Regions from separate parts of the Homo sapiens genome. Here regions 1 and 2 are each linked to region 3. Evidence: read pairs that join two places in POLR2A ChIA-PET (ENCODE). Cell type or tissue: OCI-LY7. All regions are shown on one strand. Links, peaks and the distances in the headings refer to the core of each region. The heading gives the core; the rest is flanking DNA. Region 1 overlaps RAPGEF6 (Rap guanine nucleotide exchange factor 6). Region 2 overlaps RAPGEF6 (Rap guanine nucleotide exchange factor 6). Region 3 holds the start of CDC42SE2 (CDC42 small effector 2).

The links. ChIA-PET counts read pairs that join two places held together with the same protein. Peaks named below come from ENCODE experiments on the same cell type or tissue, not always from the same donor. Only the 100,000 strongest peaks of a DNase experiment are listed, where the experiment ranks them.
Region 1: POLR2A ChIA-PET joins it to region 3 with 12 read pairs; 3 of 35 experiments call an interaction of 5 or more read pairs at or near these places.
Region 2: POLR2A ChIA-PET joins it to region 3 with 10 read pairs; 9 of 35 experiments call an interaction of 5 or more read pairs at or near these places.

Annotation. Positions count from the first base shown.
Region 1 is chr5:131,479,747-131,485,816 of GRCh38, forward strand. It overlaps RAPGEF6 (Rap guanine nucleotide exchange factor 6), which reads right to left. Exons shown (of 28, transcript NM_016340.6): 16 at 1-7. Among named protein-coding and RNA genes, the nearest start is that of RAPGEF6, 150 kb to the right of the region's middle. In OCI-LY7, for the core only: no CTCF peak of the experiment used is centred there; no DNase peak of the experiment used is centred there.
Region 2 is chr5:131,519,834-131,525,903 of GRCh38, forward strand. It overlaps RAPGEF6 (Rap guanine nucleotide exchange factor 6), which reads right to left. Exons shown (of 28, transcript NM_016340.6): 7 at 1,557-1,688. Among named protein-coding and RNA genes, the nearest start is that of RAPGEF6, 110 kb to the right of the region's middle. In OCI-LY7, for the core only: no CTCF peak of the experiment used is centred there; no DNase peak of the experiment used is centred there.
Region 3 is chr5:131,260,949-131,267,018 of GRCh38, forward strand. CDC42SE2 (CDC42 small effector 2) reads left to right here and starts at 3,105. Exons shown (of 5, transcript NM_001375635.1): 1 at 3,105-3,218. RefSeq lists enhancers at 2,389-2,438, 3,567-4,384 and silencers at 2,559-2,628, 2,639-2,688, 2,719-3,368. In OCI-LY7, for the core only: CTCF peaks have their summits at 4,661 and 4,864; DNase peaks (open chromatin) are centred at 2,433, 3,103, 3,793 and 4,683; H3K4me3 peaks cover 4,093 bases; H3K27ac peaks cover 3,863 bases.

The sequences.
Region 1 (6,070 bases), core at 465-5,464, 220 kb after region 3:
TTGAACACTGTGGAAATAAAACAAATGCGTCATTTTATTTCTTCTCTTCAGAAAATTTTTATACCAACAACAAATTTTAAGGATAAACACAGTGACTTTCCATTATTTGAACTTTCTCAGTCTCATTCAACTAAACACTGTCAAGTATTTACCCGTCCTTTAGCAGCTATATCTTCTTCTTTCTTTAGTTTTTATACCTGATTATACTTCTGATGTTGCCCAACACTAATAAAAGGAAAGTCAGTGGGGGGAAAGGGAAAGGAAGTGGGCAGGCTGCAGGCAAGTTTGAAAAAAAACAGAGGTTCCTATTTAGGTAATAAGTAACATAACTGCTAATCAACTAATTTTATAGAAACAGATACTTAGGTTCTATTTTATGTTATTTCTTATAATACAGCTGACCCTTGAACAACACCAGTTTGAACTATGTGGGTCCATTTATACTTGAATTTTTTTCAACCAAACGTGGATTGAAAATACAGTATTCTTGGGATGCAAAAACCTGCGTATGGCTCTGAAGAACCAACTGTGGGTCTTGAATATGCACAAATTTGGGTGTACATGGGGTGGAGGTCCTGTAACCAACCCTATGCATATACCGAGGGATAACTACATATGTCACTTGAGATGAGACCTCACTACTGTAGTCAGGTTCAGATTGTAAAATTTAGATGAGAAAAGCTTTGCTGGACTTTATTTTTACTTTTACCAAAAGCAGTAATTTTGGTTATTGATTGATTGACTGATTTTGAGACAGAGTCTCACTCTGTCGCCCAGGCTGGAGTGCAGTGGCACAATCTCAGCTCACTGCAACCTCCATCTCCCGGGTTCAAGCGATTCTCTTGCCTCGGCTTCCAGAGTAGCTAGGATTACAGGCATGTATCACCACACCCGGCTAATTTTTGTATCTTCAGTAGAAATACGGTTTCCCCATGTTGGCCAGACTGGTCTCGAACTCCTGACCTCAGGTGATTCGCCCACCTCGGCCTCCCAAAGTGCTGGGATTACAGGCATGAGCCACCATGCCCGGCCTAATTTTGGTAATTTTAATTTGGTAATATATATCGATTCCTCACGGTCACATTTATGAGGCTATGTCATTCAGTAAAGCTGCTAAAAAAATATCCACTTCAGTGGTCTGAAGTAAAAACAAGTAACAACCAATCATATCTTAGATACTGCTTTTTTTTTTTTTTAATTTTGAGACAGAGTTTCGCTCTTGTTGTCCAGGCTGGAGTGCAATGGCGCAATCTTGGCTCACCACAACCTTCACCTCCTGGGTTCAAGAGGTTATCCTGCCTCCCAAGTAGCTGGGATTACAGACATGCATCACCACACCAGGCTAATTTTGTATTTTTAGTAGAGATGGGGTTTCTCCATGTTGGTCAGGCTGGTCTCGAAGTCCCAACTTCAGGTGATCCACCTGCCTCGGCCTCCCAAAGTGCTGGGATTACAGGCGTGAGCCACCATGCCTGGCCCTTTTTTTTTCCTTTTTTTGAGAAAGGGTCTCACTCTGTTGCCCAGGCTGGAGTTCAGTGGTGTGATCAGGGCTCACTGCAGCCTGGACCTCCCTAAGCTCAGGTGATCCTCCCACCTCAGCCTCTTGGAGCAGTTGGGATTACAGGAGTGTGCCACCATGCTGGGTTAATTTTTGTATTTTTTTGTAGAGATGGGGTTTCGACATGTTGCCCAGGAATGACCTCGAACTTCTAGGCTCAAGAGATCTGCCCGTCTCAGCCTTCCAAAGTGCTGGGATTACAGGCGTTAAGCCACCGTGCCCGGCCTCAGATATCTTTCTATCAAGTCTAACTAAGTCTGGTGAATTATTTCATCCTTAATGAGGGTGCAGGTACATTTGGGAAATTACCTGTTTAGCAATCTATTTGCCTACACCAAATTTTTGCCTTGTGAGGATGGCTACATCTCCTTGGGATAAAGCAAAGATAAATCTGTATAAGGTTAAATATCTAGAAATGATGAGTCATGGTGCCTGAAGAAGTCTGAATTACAGAGAAACAGTGGTTGCATATTCTTAGAATAGACTTAAATGGCTTCAGCTGCATGAGCTGTGGAAGCAAACACTCAGCTTATCATTACATACAGCTTTGAGCAGTATATGCTGCACCTTTTTTTATTTTTTAAGTTGTAAATTGTGTAAATATGCCCACTGAAAAATCCAATCACAGAGAATTTTTTTGGAAAACGACAGAAAAGGAAAGTAAGAGTTTCCCACAAAATCAAAGAACTTACAAGTAAGATAGAAATGGATAAAGCCTTAAGAATGGATTAAAATACTTACAACTTGGTATTCACTTGTAAATCTGGACTGATTTGAGGGTTTCAACAGAAGGATGATACCACATTACCAAAGCACAGCGCAAGTTTATGAAAAGCACATTTTTCTGCTATCAAAATGATGGAGACTTTTTAGAAGTTACCTTCCATAAAGTCTGCATGATTAAAATAAAATATTTAACAAATTTCACTTGATTTTAAGCCATATGGTAATATATACACACACGTGTGTGTATGTGTGTGTGTGTATACATGTATATATGTACATTTATATATGCATTTTTTGGAAACAGGGTCAGGTCTCACTCTGTCATCCAGGCTGGAGACCATAGCTCACTGCAGCCTTGACTTTATGGGCTCATCTGATCCTCCCACTTCTGCCTCCTGGGTAGCTGGGATGACAGGCATGTGCTACTGCACCCAGCTCATTTTTTCTATTTTTGTAGAGATGTGGTCTCACTATGTTTCCTAGGCTAGTCTTGAACTCCTGGGCTCAAATGATCCTTCTGCCTCGCCCTCCCAAAGTGATGGGATTACAGGGGTGAGCCACCACGACTGGCCAATACTTTTTAAATCTAAAATTCAGACATTCATTCAAAAAATGTCAACCTGTAAATATAGGTCAGGCACTTCACTTGATGTTTGTATATTACTACTGTTGTGGAACTTACAGTCAGTCTAAGACGCATAAAACATAACCAGAGGAACTACTTAAAACAGTAGGAAAGGGCAATCTTCCTTAAGCAAGTCATCTTGTAAAAAGAAATCAGAAAGATGAGAAGATTTTAACTAGGCAAAGGATGAGTAATCTTAGGTAGAGAAAATCTCAAGTTCAAAGTCCCTGTGGTAGAAGGAAAGTTCAAGAAAATTAAAATGACTAGAGAACAAGCTAGAGATGAGGCCAGTTAATGCTATGCTAAAGTATTGAAATTTTCTGTTAGAGCAAAAGGAAAACTTTGAAGGGGCGATTTCCTTAGTAGTGTGTATATAAGGTAACTGAATTATTTTTTAAAATTGTTAAATTTGGCTGGGTGTGGTGGCTCATGCCTGTAATCCTAGCACTTTGGGAGGCTGAGGAGGGTGGATCACCTGAGGTCAGGAGTTCGGGACCAGCTTGGCCAAAATGGTGAAACTCCATCTCTACTGAAAATACAAAAATGAGCGGGGCACGGTGGCGCATGCCTGTAATCCCAGTTACTCCAGAGGCTGAGACAGTAGAATCGCTTGAACCTGGGAGGCGGAGGTTGCAGTGAGCCGAGATCGAGCCACTGCACTCCAACCTGGGCAACAGAGTAAGACTCTGTCTCAAAAAAAAAAAAAAAAATGTTAAATTTCTCCACTGGACATGAGTATGTAATTATAAGCAAAAATTTGTGGAGCTTGTAGCTTGTTTTAAAGAAGAGAAATGATTGCGTTAAATTAAAAAAAATAGGGACAAAAATGAAAGGATAGTGAGTACACATAACTACAATGCTATTAAACAGCAATATCAGACATTGTACATGAATCAAAAGTAAAAGTGCCAAAGAATCTATAAAAGCTTAATAAAACTGACTACATAAAAATTAAAAATGTCTCTTCCCACATATGTATATATGCGTTCACAAACACACGAAACAAAAGTCAAAACACAAACCACTTAGGGAAAATACTTTCAACTTTTCAACTCTTTAAAAAGAGTTGAAAGATACTATTTTAATTTATAAAGTGGTCAAACAAGTCAATAAAAGATGAGTAACAATATAAAAAGGGGCAGATGAAGTCAAGACTTTACAGAGGCCGGGCGTGGTGGCTCACACCTGTAATCCCAGCACTCTGGGAGGCCGAGGCAGGTGGATCATGAGGTCAGGAGATTGAGACCATCCTGGCTAACACAGTGAAACCCCGTCTCTACTAAAGAATACAAAAAATTAGCATGGTGGCAGGCACCTGTAGTCCCAGCTACTCGGGAAGCTGAGGCAGGAGAATGGCATGAACCCAGGAGGCGGAGCTTGCAGCGAGTGGAGATCGTGCTACTGCACTCCAGCCTGGGCAACAGAGCGAGACTCCATCTCAAAAAAAAAAAAAAAAAGACTTTATAGAAAAGAAATGCCAAAACACACAAAAAAGGTGCTCAACCTTACTTGTTATTAAATAATGTATATCAAAATTTAAAAGACTGATTATACCCACTGCAGAGGCTTTTTTTTTTTTTTTTTTTTTTTGAGACAGAGTCTTGCTCTGTTGCCAGGCTGGAGTGCAGTGGTGCGATCTTGGCTCACTGCAACCTCCGCCCCCAAGGTTCAAGTGATTCTCCTGCCTCAGCCTCCCGAGTAGCTGGGACTACAGGTGCATGCCACCACACCCAGCTAATTTTTGTATTTTTAGTAGAGACAGAGTTAGCTAGGATGGTCTCAATCTCTTGACCTCATGATCTGCCTGCCTGGGCCTCCCAAAGCGCTGGGATTACAGGCGTGAGCCACTGTGCCTGGCCAAGACATTCTTATACACTGATGAATGAAGCATAGATCGTGATAAACTTTCAGAAAGTAAAACCCTGCAGTGTCTGTCAAAAGTAATTCCACTTTGAGAAATGTATCATATAGGTGGATCTATATGAGCATAAAAGTACAAAGAATTTTTATTATATCTCTGTTAATAGCAAAAACTATAAACAATCTAAAATATCTATCAATATGACATTAACTCAACAGATTATGGTAATAATAGAATTCTATGTAATAATAAAAATTATATAACAAGTAGGTCTGTATGAACTGATGTGAAAAAGCACAGAATATTGTACACAGTATGGTTCCATTGTATATCTATTTTTAGTATTTTAGTTTTCAAAATATATGCACTTACTACTTTTATTAAAACTTAAAAAGACAAGTTATCTGAAAAATGGGATTTTTGGGTTTAGAGACAGAGTCTTGCTCGTTGCCCAGGATGGAGTGCAGGGACACAATCACAGCTCATTATAGTCTTGAACTCCTGGGTTCAAGTGATCTTCCTGCTTCAGCCTCCCAAGTAGCTGGGACTACAGGTGCATGCTACCATGCCCAGCTAAATTTTAGTGTTTTGTAGAGACCAGGTCTCACTATGTTGCCCAGGCTGGTCTTGGAACTCCTAGCCTCAAGTGATCCTCCCGCCTCAGCCTCCTAAATTGCTAGGATTACAGGCATGAGCCACCATGCTTGGCTAGAAGTGGGATTTTTAAAGATTTTAGAAAGCTGTGGAAGCCAAGAGGAATAAGTTAAAATTCCAGGATAGGAAGAGAGTAAACTGAGACTGCCAGCTGTTTTCTTCTCTGGGTGCATTTGCTAAATCTAAACATGAGGTGTGGGTCAGGTAGAGGGACTCTTCGAGGAGAGAGAGAACTTTAGATGGCTGTGAGCACTTGCATGAAAACTAGAATTCAATGAAGCCTAAAAGCAGTGTCACTTTTCTCCACAGGACAACTGCTATTAGTAGGAGTTCCCTTTTCTCATTCCTCAAGCCAGGCTTCTCCTGGATCTCTGTCTGTACCACAGTACTCACATCCAGGTTTTAGGTTGCCTTGAGTCCAACCTAGGGCATACTAGAATTAAAATAATAGTGAATTCATTGCTGGTAGTGGTACTTTGAATTATGGTATTCTTCTGCGAATTGCCTGTTGCTATTTGCTTTTCAGAGTTCTCAGCTAAGTGGGTCATGATTCTGTCCAGGTTTACTATTAAGTTCAGTGAGAGATGAAGGGTGGTGTGTGTTTACTCCATCTTATCTGGAAATGGAACACTTAATTTGATTTTTA
Region 2 (6,070 bases), core at 764-5,763, 260 kb after region 3:
GCAACAATTCTTCTTTCACAAGATAATTCTTTTGGGGAGGGGCAGAAAGCATGAAGCCCAATAGGTACACAAGTACTAAGTGGTGCCAGAGCTATTGTATTAACTTGTTTCATCTCTCTTTTAATTCTTTGTTCTCTCTACTATAAAATGGAGAACAGGGAAAAATTCCTTGTTCTGTATACTGTAAAAAGCAAACAGGGAGATATAGATGACCACAGCAATTACCTTTGTTGAGAAAAGCCACATATAAACCAAAAAATGGGTATTGTCTTTGTTCCATTTTGCATCTGCCTACAAACTTCCCTGAATAGAAGAAGGCTATTTTCCTAAAATATCTCAATCTGGGTAACTTTGTAGAACCAGTCTAAAATGCTTTCCTCAGACAATGATACTATTTCTACAATTCTTAGTATATGGTAGCCACTAGCCGTATGTGGTTATTAGGCACTTAAAACATGGCTAGTCCAAATTGAGATGTGCTGTAACTTTAAATTAAACTCTGTTTTTTGATGACTTAATATGCAAAAGTAATGTAAGGTAACTCATGCATAATGTTAAAACATTAAATACATGTTGTAATTATAGTATTTGGTTATACTGCACTAAATAAAATATATTACTAAAATGAATTTTACCTGTTTCCTTTTATATTTTTTAATGTGGCTACTAGAAAATTTAAAATTAAATACGTGGCTCACATTAAATTTCTATTTGACAGTTCTGAAATAGGTAATATATTTGAATTCCTTAACAAACCAACCCTCAATATCATGCATCCTCTTGTTATTTTATTTAAACTGTTTTATGTTCTATACTCATGATCTCTGACAAAATCAACCACTGGGCTCCACACCCAGGGAACTGCTCCTTACAACTTGCATTAAAGAAGACATCATAGAAGTTCCACTATCTGGATCCTGAAATACTTATTACCCTGGCTTGAACCTAACTTGGGTTCAATCTCAGCAGGATCATGTGAGGATTCTCTCAGTTTATGGGTCTTCCTAGAACCTTCTCCCCAATATTACAATGATCACTGAAAAGCTCAGTAGGTTTGAAATTGTTCCTCTTGGGTTTTAGAAAATGGAAAAGTCCATCAATATTCTCACTAATTTGCTATTTAATTCACGCTAGACTACAACAGAGGCTTTATGGTAGAAAAGCAGCTCTAATTTTCTTCATGACTTCTAACTACAGAAGACATATACAGTCAATTATAACAAAAATCAGCCTTTTTATAAGTTTAAGTTCAGTTATTCCAAGAACTAATTTTTTAACCAAAACAAGCATTAGATATTAATATGGATTCACCTGGATAAATGAAAGAGAACACTAGATTCATACTCTGCTGAACCATACTTAATCATTCTCAAAAGACAGATCACGTCTTTAATCATGCTTACAAATTTGACACAGTATATAAAGCTTATTTTTCTAAAGACCTTACGCTTGAATTTCATACTCTAAAAGATATGTTAACCATCTAAGGCACAATCACAGAATATCTGGCAAATAAAAAAACCATATACGCAGCATACAAATTCCTAAGGTATTACCTGATAGATATCAGATAAACTGCTGCTTCCAGAGTCACTGGCAATGCTACAACCAGACTGACTAGAAGACACATGAGTCACCTGTGGATGAGGGTTTTCTGTGAGATGCATCTTGGTAAGATCAGCTGGAAGCTGAAAAAAAAAATAATTTAAGTTATTCTAAATGTCAAGCTTTACCTTTTTAAGCGGTTTCGACATGTTCAACAAATTTTTATGTACATTACTGTGCAATCTCTTTTTTAACCCAAGTTCTCTACTTTCAGCAAAAAGATCTTTTGAAATAAGAACCATATGGTACTCTCTGAAACTATTAGACAATCCTACAATGGTAAGCTCACTGAACAGTTTTCAAAAGCCATTACTAATGATATTTCAGAGGAAAAACTTGGCCCTTCTATCCTCCCAAATAAAAATATCAGACCTGTCCATTTAAGGGTAGGAATGTTACCCTACACACACACACACACACACACACACACACACACACACACACACACACACACTCTCTCTCTCTCTCACACACACACTCACTCTCCCTCCCTCCCTCCTAATAAAAAATGGTGACTGATACAAGAATAAAACAGCAATATCTTGGAATCAAGTTCAGCTACTGGCAGCAAGACTTAAGACCAGTAACAAGTTGATTACATTAAATATTCCAAAAATTCTGTGAGCATCTTTACACTTAATATTGAATTAGCTTCTAGTTGGCCCCTGAGAGATTTCTTAGTAATCAACATGATTTAATGAATGTCTGTACTAGGCACAGGTATACAAGAAACACAAAAAGTAAATGACTCCACCACCTCATCTTTAATATGGTCGCATTCTTACCAGGTATGCAGGCTGTACAATATATTTCATGCCGTAAAAGAGACATCTCACAAAATACAAGCTACAGAAATTAAGACAATAAACAAACCACTGCATTCCAGAGTAGTAAAAGTTTTGCATAAGAAGTATGCTAATTTATTTTCCAAATGATTTCTCTGCAACTTGCTATTCAGGGCTATCAAAATCAATTTAATTTTTAAAATAGGGTTCCTCATTGCTTTACTAATGAAAAACATTAAAGAAACACACACATAGTGTATATTAAATGTATTCTGAGGGAATGACTGAGTCTGAATTATGTTATCTCAAGAGGAGTTAATGTAATTATAAAAATTACACATAAAGTACATCACGAACTTCCCCTGCTGATAATGGTATGTTAGATAATTCAGACGAATCCTAGTACTAAGACAAACAGAAAACCTGAAGTACATACATACATACACACACACACAGTATCTGGCCTCTGACGTTACTTTTTCTCCTAAGAATATTTTCTGATTCCTAAAGAAAAGGCTAAAAGGCCAAGAAGTACCTGTGACAGCCACTGGCTAAAGGGACAAAAGTTAAATTCCAAGGCCTAGGATGGAAGGGCCATCTTTGCACTGGGACCCTGGAGAGTAAATTAGACTCTAGAGTAAATGTCACCCAAAAGTAAACTGATGCTAATTTTAGAATGACCTCAATGCCTGATGCTAAAATAAGGTTATACAGGATTACTAGCATTTCCAATCAACTGTTGGAAGCAAACACAAATCCTCACTATAGGAAGAAAGTCATCCTAGGTCTCAATTAAAAAAATTTTTTTTCACATATACAACATCCATTGCTCAGCCCAATAAAACCAGGCACATATGACGAGACAGGATGGCACTGATAAAAAGTATGGAATAAACTCCAGAAACTAACAAAGAAGTTTCAAATAATAGGGTTACCAGACACAGTCTCTAAAATAACTGTCTTTAATATATACCAGGGGTTGGCAAACATCTTCGTTAAGAGCCAAAGAATATATATTTTAGGTTTCACAGGCCACATACAGTTTCTGTTGTATGCTTTTTTTTTTTTTTTTTTTTTTTTTTACATCTTTTTAACAACTCCTTAAAAATGTAAAAATCATTCTTAGCTCACAGGTCATATAGCTCACTGGTCAGAATTGGTCCAGTTAGTGATCTATCATATATATAGAGAAAAATACAAGACTAACAATATCAGCAAAGAAAGAAAAATAATTAAATGAAAAATCTAGAACTAAAATATACAATTATGGAAATTAAAAAGCCAACAAGTGGGCTTAATTAAAGATTTGACAGAGCTAAGAAGAGAATTTGAAAAGTAAAGACTAGTCTGAAAAATATCCAGAATGAAGCATGGAGAGGAAAAAAGGTGAAGGTGGGAGAGAAGGGGTAAGAGCCACAGGAGATTCAGTGAGAGAATGTGACATCTGAAAAACCAGAGCCTGAGAAGAGCAAGTACACAGAAGCAAGATGATAGCTAAGCATTTTCCAAAAGTGACAAAAGATCTAAAGTCACAGATCAAGGAGGTTTAAAAACTCCCAGCAAGATAAAAAAACAAACAAACAAACAAAAAACCCACCCCAAAACAAACAATCCCCCCATACCTATGCACACCAGGGTACATGTGGCAGGGGGTGAGGTGGAGTATCAAGAGAAAAGTTTTAAAGTAGCCAGGAAAAAAAACCAGAGTGATTAGATTACTTTGGCAGAAGCAATTAAACTGACAGCTGGCTTCTCAACATAAATTCTGGAAGCCAGAAGACAATTGAGTGATATCTCCAAGAGCTAAAATTCTATACCTAGCAAAAACAGTCCTCAAAAAAGGGAAAAAATAATTTTCAAATAAAGAAAACTGAAGGAAATAATTCCTTAGCAGTCCTACAATGAATAAAATCCACTGGGAGAAGAAAAATGACTCCAGATGGAAGCTTTCAGGAACAAGAAAGAAGAAAAACCAAGGAAAATGGGAAATGTGTGGGTAAATCTACATGAATGCTTACTATATAAAATAGTAACATTAATATCCCATGAAGTTTAAAATACAGTAATTAAAATACAACTACAGAATGTAAGTCTGGAGAAGGGTAAATGAAGCTATTAGAGTGCTCTCAGTTCCTTGCACTGTCCATGAAGCTGTAGTAGCAGACTTGATAGGTGAAGAATGTGTTTTGTAATTTCTGATTTAAGAAAAGCATAGTAAAAAAGTGTATAACTATAAAGCTAACAGAGGGGAAAATATTAAATAATCAAAGAATGGAAAAATATAGACCATGCAAACACAACCAAAAGAAAGCTGATATAGCTTATAGATGGGAGAGGGAGAGGGAGAGGAGGAGAGAGAGGGAGAGGGAGGGGGGAGAGAGAGATTGAGAGAGAGAGAGAGAGAGAGAGAGAGAGAGAGACTTGCTCTGTCACCTACGCTGGAGTGCAGCGGCGCAATCTCGGCTCACTGCAACCTCTGCCTCCTGGGTTTGAGTGTTCCTTTTGCCTCAGCCTCCTGAATAGCTGGGATTACAGATGTATACCACCATGCCCAGCTAATTTCTGTATTTTTAGTACAGAAGGGGTTTCACCACATTGGCCAGGCTGGTCTCCAGCTCTTGACCTCATGTAATCTGCCTGCCTCAGCCTCCCAAAGTGCTGGGATTACAGGCGTAAGCCACCTTGCCTGGCCAAGGTGATGGATATATTAATTACCTTGATTTGTTTCACAATGTGAACATGTATCAAAACATCACACTGTACCCCATAAATACATGCAATTATTATTTGTGAATTACAAATAAATTAAAATTAAAAAAATTTATAAGGCAAAAATGTCATCTACAATTATGCCATAAATTTTTAATACAGATTTCAGTAGCAGTCTGAATAAGCAAAATACACGAAAACAGAACAAGTAAAGATATAAAAGATACGAACATAATTAACAAACGACCTAAAGAGTATAGACATAGAATAATGGAACCAAAAACTCCAGAATGCATTTTCTTTTAGGGCACAAATAAAAACATTTGTAAAAATTTACAATTAAGGCAAGTCTCAACAAATTACAAAAGACTGAAACCAGGGAATATTCAGCAATAACACGCAAATAAGGTAGAAATACATAACAAAAAGATAAATAGAAAACTATCATGTTAGAAAATTGTAAACAATCCTCTATTGAAATAGCCCATAAATCCATGAAGTCACATTGGAAATTAGAAAATATTAAAACAGAAAATTAAGATGCTATATATGAAAACCTGTGGGATAAGTTAAAGTCATGCTTAGAGGCCATTTATAGCTCTACTATGTATATCAGAAAAGGCAGCAAAAAATTTAACAAAGTCATAATTGCTTACAATACAGAATATTGATGAGGGTATGATACAGTTCAAAGACCTTCCTCCCACTTAGTTTCTATCATTTAGATATGAAAAAAAAAAACCTCATCTGGGAATGAAGTAGTTGGAAAGGCAAACACTGAAAATAGTTTCAAAATGTGTGGTGTTTGGTTGGGGTGTCAGGGGTAGGAGATAGTATATATTGCAAATTCCTACAGAGGTAAGAAGACCAAGGAGAAGAATGTCATTCATAAAAGTAACACAATGAACCAAAGCCAGAAGTCTCCCAAGTGGCTTCATAGTACTGACAATGTACTGAGCAATCTTCACCCT
Region 3 (6,070 bases), core at 304-5,303:
AACAAAAATTAATAGTATACTTTTAGGGAAAATCCATTTGCTTTAAAAATTTTAAGGAAAATTTATTTAAGTAAAAGATTGCAGAATCAGGCCAATGTGGCTGTTATATGAGCTCAAGGCTATTTAGCAGTTGGTTAGAACAACATGTTCCTTCCTGTTGTTTTTGGTGTAATGTTTCCACTTGTTATGGACTAATAGGAATGCAAAACAGTTTCTTCTGGACTATAATAGTTGCATTTACTTTTATCGGTATTTTCACTGTATATTATGTGAATAAATTATGAAGAGTGTCTATTTTTTACCCTTGTCCTTCTTTTGGAATAAGATTTTACTTGGTAACAATTTTAAGGACAGTGCACAGATACATCATAATGACTCTAGAAAAATTTTATTTGGTATTATTGTAATTACAAACTACAGATTAACATTGATGAAACACATTGTCAATTTTTTTATAAACAAAAGTCTATTTAATTTTATAAAAAATCAAATTGTAACATGTAATCTGTAGCTTTAAATTGTTTTAAATCATAAAGGATAAATTAAATGTGTAAAGAGACTGCTATGAATATAACATTGAGCAAATAATTATGCACACATACTCTACAAAAAGTATCATCCAGACCAGACACCGTGGCTTACACCTGTAATCCCAGCACTTTGTGAGGCGAGGAGGGCGGATTGTGTGAGCCTGGGAGTTTCAGACCAGCCTGGGCAACATAGTGAGACCCTGTCTACCAAAAACACAAAAATTAGCTAGGTGTAGTAGTGTGCGTTTGTAGTCCTAGCTCCTTGGGAGGCTGAGGTGGGAGGATCACTTGAGCCCGGAAGACAGAGGTTGCAGAGAGCCGAGATAGCACAGATTAGGCCACTGCACTCCAGCCTGGGTGACAAAGTGAGACCCTGTCTCAAAAAAAAAAAAAAAAAGTGTCATTCAACTGAATGGCATTGTGTCCTTAATTGACTTTTTTTTTTTTTTTAACTGATGAGAAGGGTGCATGAATAGCTATAGCAACTGAAATTAGATCATGGTATTCAATCACGTAATGTTTTGTTACAAAATATGAAAAATCTGAAAATAAATGTTTACATAATGAATACTACCCTTTATAGGTAAATGATAGAAAATTTACTACTTAAGGCATTCACACAAGGTTACTACATTTGTAATTCAAAGGGAGGCTTACAAGCACATATATCAAGTTCGGGAATTTTCTGGTTTTTTTTTTTTGTTCTAGGAAATTTTTAGAATTAATAGTCTTTATGTAACCTTCCTCTACTCTATCATGTTATTCTCATTCAGTGAAATAGGATTGTAGCGTATCATTGGTCAAAAAACTGCATTAAAAGTCAAGTAAATGGTCATCACTGTACTCACAGTAACTGGAAAATCAAAATGCTTATGGTATGATGTAGATAAAGATCTTATGGTTAACTGAAACAGAAACCAAGAGAAAATTTAAAATAAAAAAAATTGGTCATTTTTTGTTGCTTTAGTTTTTTTTAATCTCAGGGAATTTTTAAATTTTTCATTTATTCTAGGGACTTGGGATACATCAGTTGAACAAAACAGACAAAAATCCCAGCTTCTACTAGGGAAGGCAGACACTAAAAGCTAAACATATCAGATAAATACAGGCATACCTCAGTATCCGAGGGGGATTGGCTCTAGGACCACGACCAGTACCAAAATCCTCTCAGGTCTCTAATATAAAATGATATAGTATTTGCACATAACCCACATATATCCTCCTGTATAAATTATCTATAGATTACTTATAATACAATGTAAGTGCTATGTAAATAGCTGTTATATTGTATTGGTTTTTATTTGTATTTTTAAATTGTTGTGTTTTTTTTCCCAAATATTTTCCATCTGTGGTTGGTTGAATCCAGAAACGCAGAAGCCATGGATGCGGAGGGCTGACTCTGAATTATAAAGATTGTTACAAGGTGGGAAGTGTCATGGGATGAAAGGAAAAATAGTAAGGTAGGAAAGATGGAGAATTTTTTTTTTTTTTGGAACACGTGTCACTCTGTCCAGCCCAAGCTGGAGTGCAGTGGCCTGATGATGGCTCACTGTAACGTAACTCCTGGCCTCAGCCTCCAGAGTACCTGGAACTATAGGTACACGCCAACACACCAGGGTAATTTTTTTTTTTTTTTTTTGTAGAGACAGGGTCTCGCTATGTTGCCCACTCTGTTCTATTTTGAAGGTACAACCAACAAGCTTTCTTGACAGATTGAAAGTGAAAATGAGAGTATGAGAGGAGTTATGGATGATATAAAGTTTTTGGCCTGAGTAACTAGAAATCCTCGCCATCAACCTAGAATGGGGAAGACCATACATTACTTACAGGTTCGAGAGCTTACTTCAGTGGCATTACGCTATCCTTTTGAACTTACGATAAAGTTTTGTAGGCATTTTGGTGGACTGCTGGCTGCTAGATAGGGCACTCATGTTTCTGATTTCTGAGATATGTAAAATACACACCCAAAGGAATCACAGAAGTCTAGTACATGTGTAATTTTCACGCATTTCAAACCAGGTGGTTTAGCCAGCCTTAAACCAGTTAATGACTGATTGAACGATTCTGACTTTTACATGAAAAAGCAGTGGTCAGAGGATGGGCTCTCAACCGCTACTGAGAGACCCCTCATCCCACAACCGCTCAGCACCCACCCACCCACCCTCGCCTGTGCGCGTCCACCGCCCCACAACGTGCGCAGACGTCGCTCCTCCGCACGGATGTCCGCGGCCCGGGCCGGGGTGGGAAGGGGCTCCCCCACGCTCCCGCCCAGGTTTGGTCGCCATCTTTCGGAGCGTCCTTTCCCGCGAGTGCTGCAGTCCCGGATCTCAGGCGTCCGTTAGCTACAGAGGCCAATTCCTAACCCGCGCGGCTCGAATCCCGGGGGTCCCATCGCCTGCCGGCCGATTCGCCCATGCCGGAGGTACGGCGGGGGCGGGGCCTGGCGGGGGGCGGGGCCAGCACTGCGGTCGCTGCAGCTGCGCAACGGCGCCCGCCCCTCCGGCCGCTCTAGGGGCGCGCGCCGCCTCTCGCTCCGCCCAACCCGCGCGCGAGCCTGGGCGGGGAGGGGGAGCCAGGAAGCTGCGAGCGCGCTGGGGAGCGCAGCTGCAGGCGTTGGGGCGGCAGGAGCCGCGGAGCCGGCGCTGAGAGGGGCTGCGGCCGGAGCGGGCGGCTGAGACAAAGGCGACGGTGAGTGCAATGCCAGCCCCAGTCGCGCGTCGGCCGCCACGCCTCGCCCTCTCGGTCCCTTGGGCGGGGTCCCGAAGCCCCGAACCCTCGTCCCTGAGGGCTCTGGGGTGAGCGCGGCCCGGCCTTGCCAGCCGCGCGCTGCGGGCTGTGGGCTGAGCCTGCGTCTTCCATTTCAGGTTTGGGCGAGGTCCTCATGCCCTAGGACCCTGCCTTTGGTTTTTCTTCTGTTTCCTCTGAGGAATGGTTACACGCTCAGTTCAGAATTCACGGCAGGCGGACAGCTGAGGCAGCCAACTGACCGCCTGATGTAAAATGGAAAGGCAGACCCCCCCCCTCCCCCCAACTTTTCACGTCTGGAAGTCGGGAGGGTGGTGCGAGGGGCGGGCGGGGAGGGCCCGGGGTCTCTAGGTGAGGGTTTCGGGGAGCAAAGACACCTGGCTCCGGAGCTCCGACTCTTCGCCTGAGGCGCCCGACGCGTTCAGTCCGCGGGTCCTGCCGCGGTTCGCCCCGGGCCCCGGGCTTGAAAGCCCTTGGCTACCTCGTCGCGGGAGCTGAGCTACTCTTACAGGTTGTTTTACCCAGTGCTTGCAGCTTTAAGTTGCGATTTTAGGCAACGGGTGTGGTAGGTAGCGGCTCCTTGATGCCGCATTAACAGCTGAAAAAGCGCCCCGATCCGCTGACTTCACTATGTGTAAGAAACAACATTGGGGATTCCTCTTTAGCTTGCAATTATTTTAAATGATAAGCTTTTTTAGGGGAATTTTGGGGGGTGATGTGCAGTTTACAAAATCTAAATGTTTCGTTGAAGGGCCTGGCTTATAGTACGTGCTCAGTAAAGTATTTGTTGAATGAATGAATCTTGAAATATCAGACAAAGCTTATCTCACATCTAGTAAAATTTAGGCACATACTCCTTGATTATGATTAAGGAAAGAATGTCGGCAAACAGTATGTATTTTTGATATACGTTTTTTAGTTTTTGTCCCACATAACATACTGTTGATGAACAGTCCGTTCTTACTCTCAATATTATGAACATAGAAAATATATATCAAATTTGGATTTTCTCTTTTGGTTTGAGAGAAGTTGGTATACATTTTCTGTTTCTTAAAAACAGGCCTTATTTCTAATCTTTAAAAATAATGGAGAAGATAAAGAGGGAGTGGGATTGTATTTTGAAACCCAGCTTTCTGTTTCATTATGAATAAAGGAGTTTATGTGTTTTTGAGAAGGGACTGTGGTATGGTCTTGCTGCTTTTTGAGCAAGGGAGAACTCTAAATTTAGGGGGGGAAAAGCTAATGTTGCACTAATATAATAAAATGTCACCATTTACTCAACAGATATTCATTAAGCACCTGTTTATGGGCACAGGCAAAATCCGCAATTATCCTTTTCTTAAACTTGAATGCAAAGTTATTTCCTTATTATTGATGTCGCAAGTGGTGACTGTCTTAAACCCCTAGTGGCTATTTCAGTTGGGAAAGATGGCAGGTGAACTGCAGGAAGTGTAAATTCATAACAGCCTTTAAAGGTTAATAAGTAACTTTGTACAGCTAAAATTATTGGGTTAAGCTTTTATATTGTCAGTTTAATAGAATCTGTCTACATTTTAAAATGAAGGGAGGAAGACATTTAATAAGCTAGTGTTTTTATTATCTCCCTGGTCCCTATTAGGAGACTTTGGTACAGTGTATTGAAGGGTAATGTACTTCTGGTCCTGTTTTCTGTAAATAATCTTTGTAATAACATTTTCTGTTTTTAAAAATCCCCAGAGATAAACAGTAGATTCCTTTTCTATAAGAAATGTTTTAAAATAAAGCTTCATTTCAGGAATTTTATTTTGTCCTTGTGTTCACCACTTACAAATAAATGCATATAAACTTGATAGTGCTAAAAAGGGAAGGATTATTAGTAATAATTTGTGGTTCCATATGTGGACTTATCTTTTAGTATTGCAACTGTGATAAAACTACTAATTTAAAAGGATGAGATTTGTAGTTTTGCATTTATTCTGAACATAAGGTTGCGTTGCCTATTTTAATCTATTTATATATGTTTAAAAAGCAGTAATATTTTATTTATTTCAGGAATCCAGACTAATGTGATCCAAAGTCTGTCTTGATTATTATGAAATAATGTAGATATTAATTTTTTTATAGTTAGCTTTTTTGTATTTAAGTGGGCTGTTTTGACTGTTAATGCTTATAATACTTAATACATTGTTAAAGATAATGTTTACATTCAAATAGAAGTTTCAGATTTTGGACTTACCGGCTATTAGCTTTTTTTTTTCTTTTTTTTTTTTTTTTCGAGACGAAGTCTCGCTCTGTCACCCAGGCTAGAGTGCAGCGGTGTGATCTCGGCTTACTGCAACCTCCGCCTTTGGGGCTCGAGCTATTCTCATGCCTCAGCCTCCCATGTAGCTGGGATTACAGACATGCGCCACTATGCCCTATTTTTTGTATTTTCAAAAAGAGACGGGGTTTCTCTGTGTTGGCCAGGCTGGTCTCGAACTCCTGGTCTCAAGTGATCTGCCCGCCTCGGCCTCCCAAAGTGTGCTGTTAGCTTTTTATTGTTGTTTCTAGAAAAAATAAGGAAAGTAATTCTTCAAATTTTAGTGATAGAGAATTGTGATACTTTTTCTTTAAATGTGTATTTCTCGGAAGAAGTTACCTGACAATGTACCACTGATAGTCTGGTGTTGATGACAAACCTACTTGTAAATGGTAATAGTGATGATAAAGAACAAGTAAATAAGGTGTGATGTGTTAAGTAAAAGTGTTTGGCTTTTTTTTTTTTTTTTTTTTTTCGGATAAGCACATCATCAGAATTCTTGACAATCAGCAGCTGC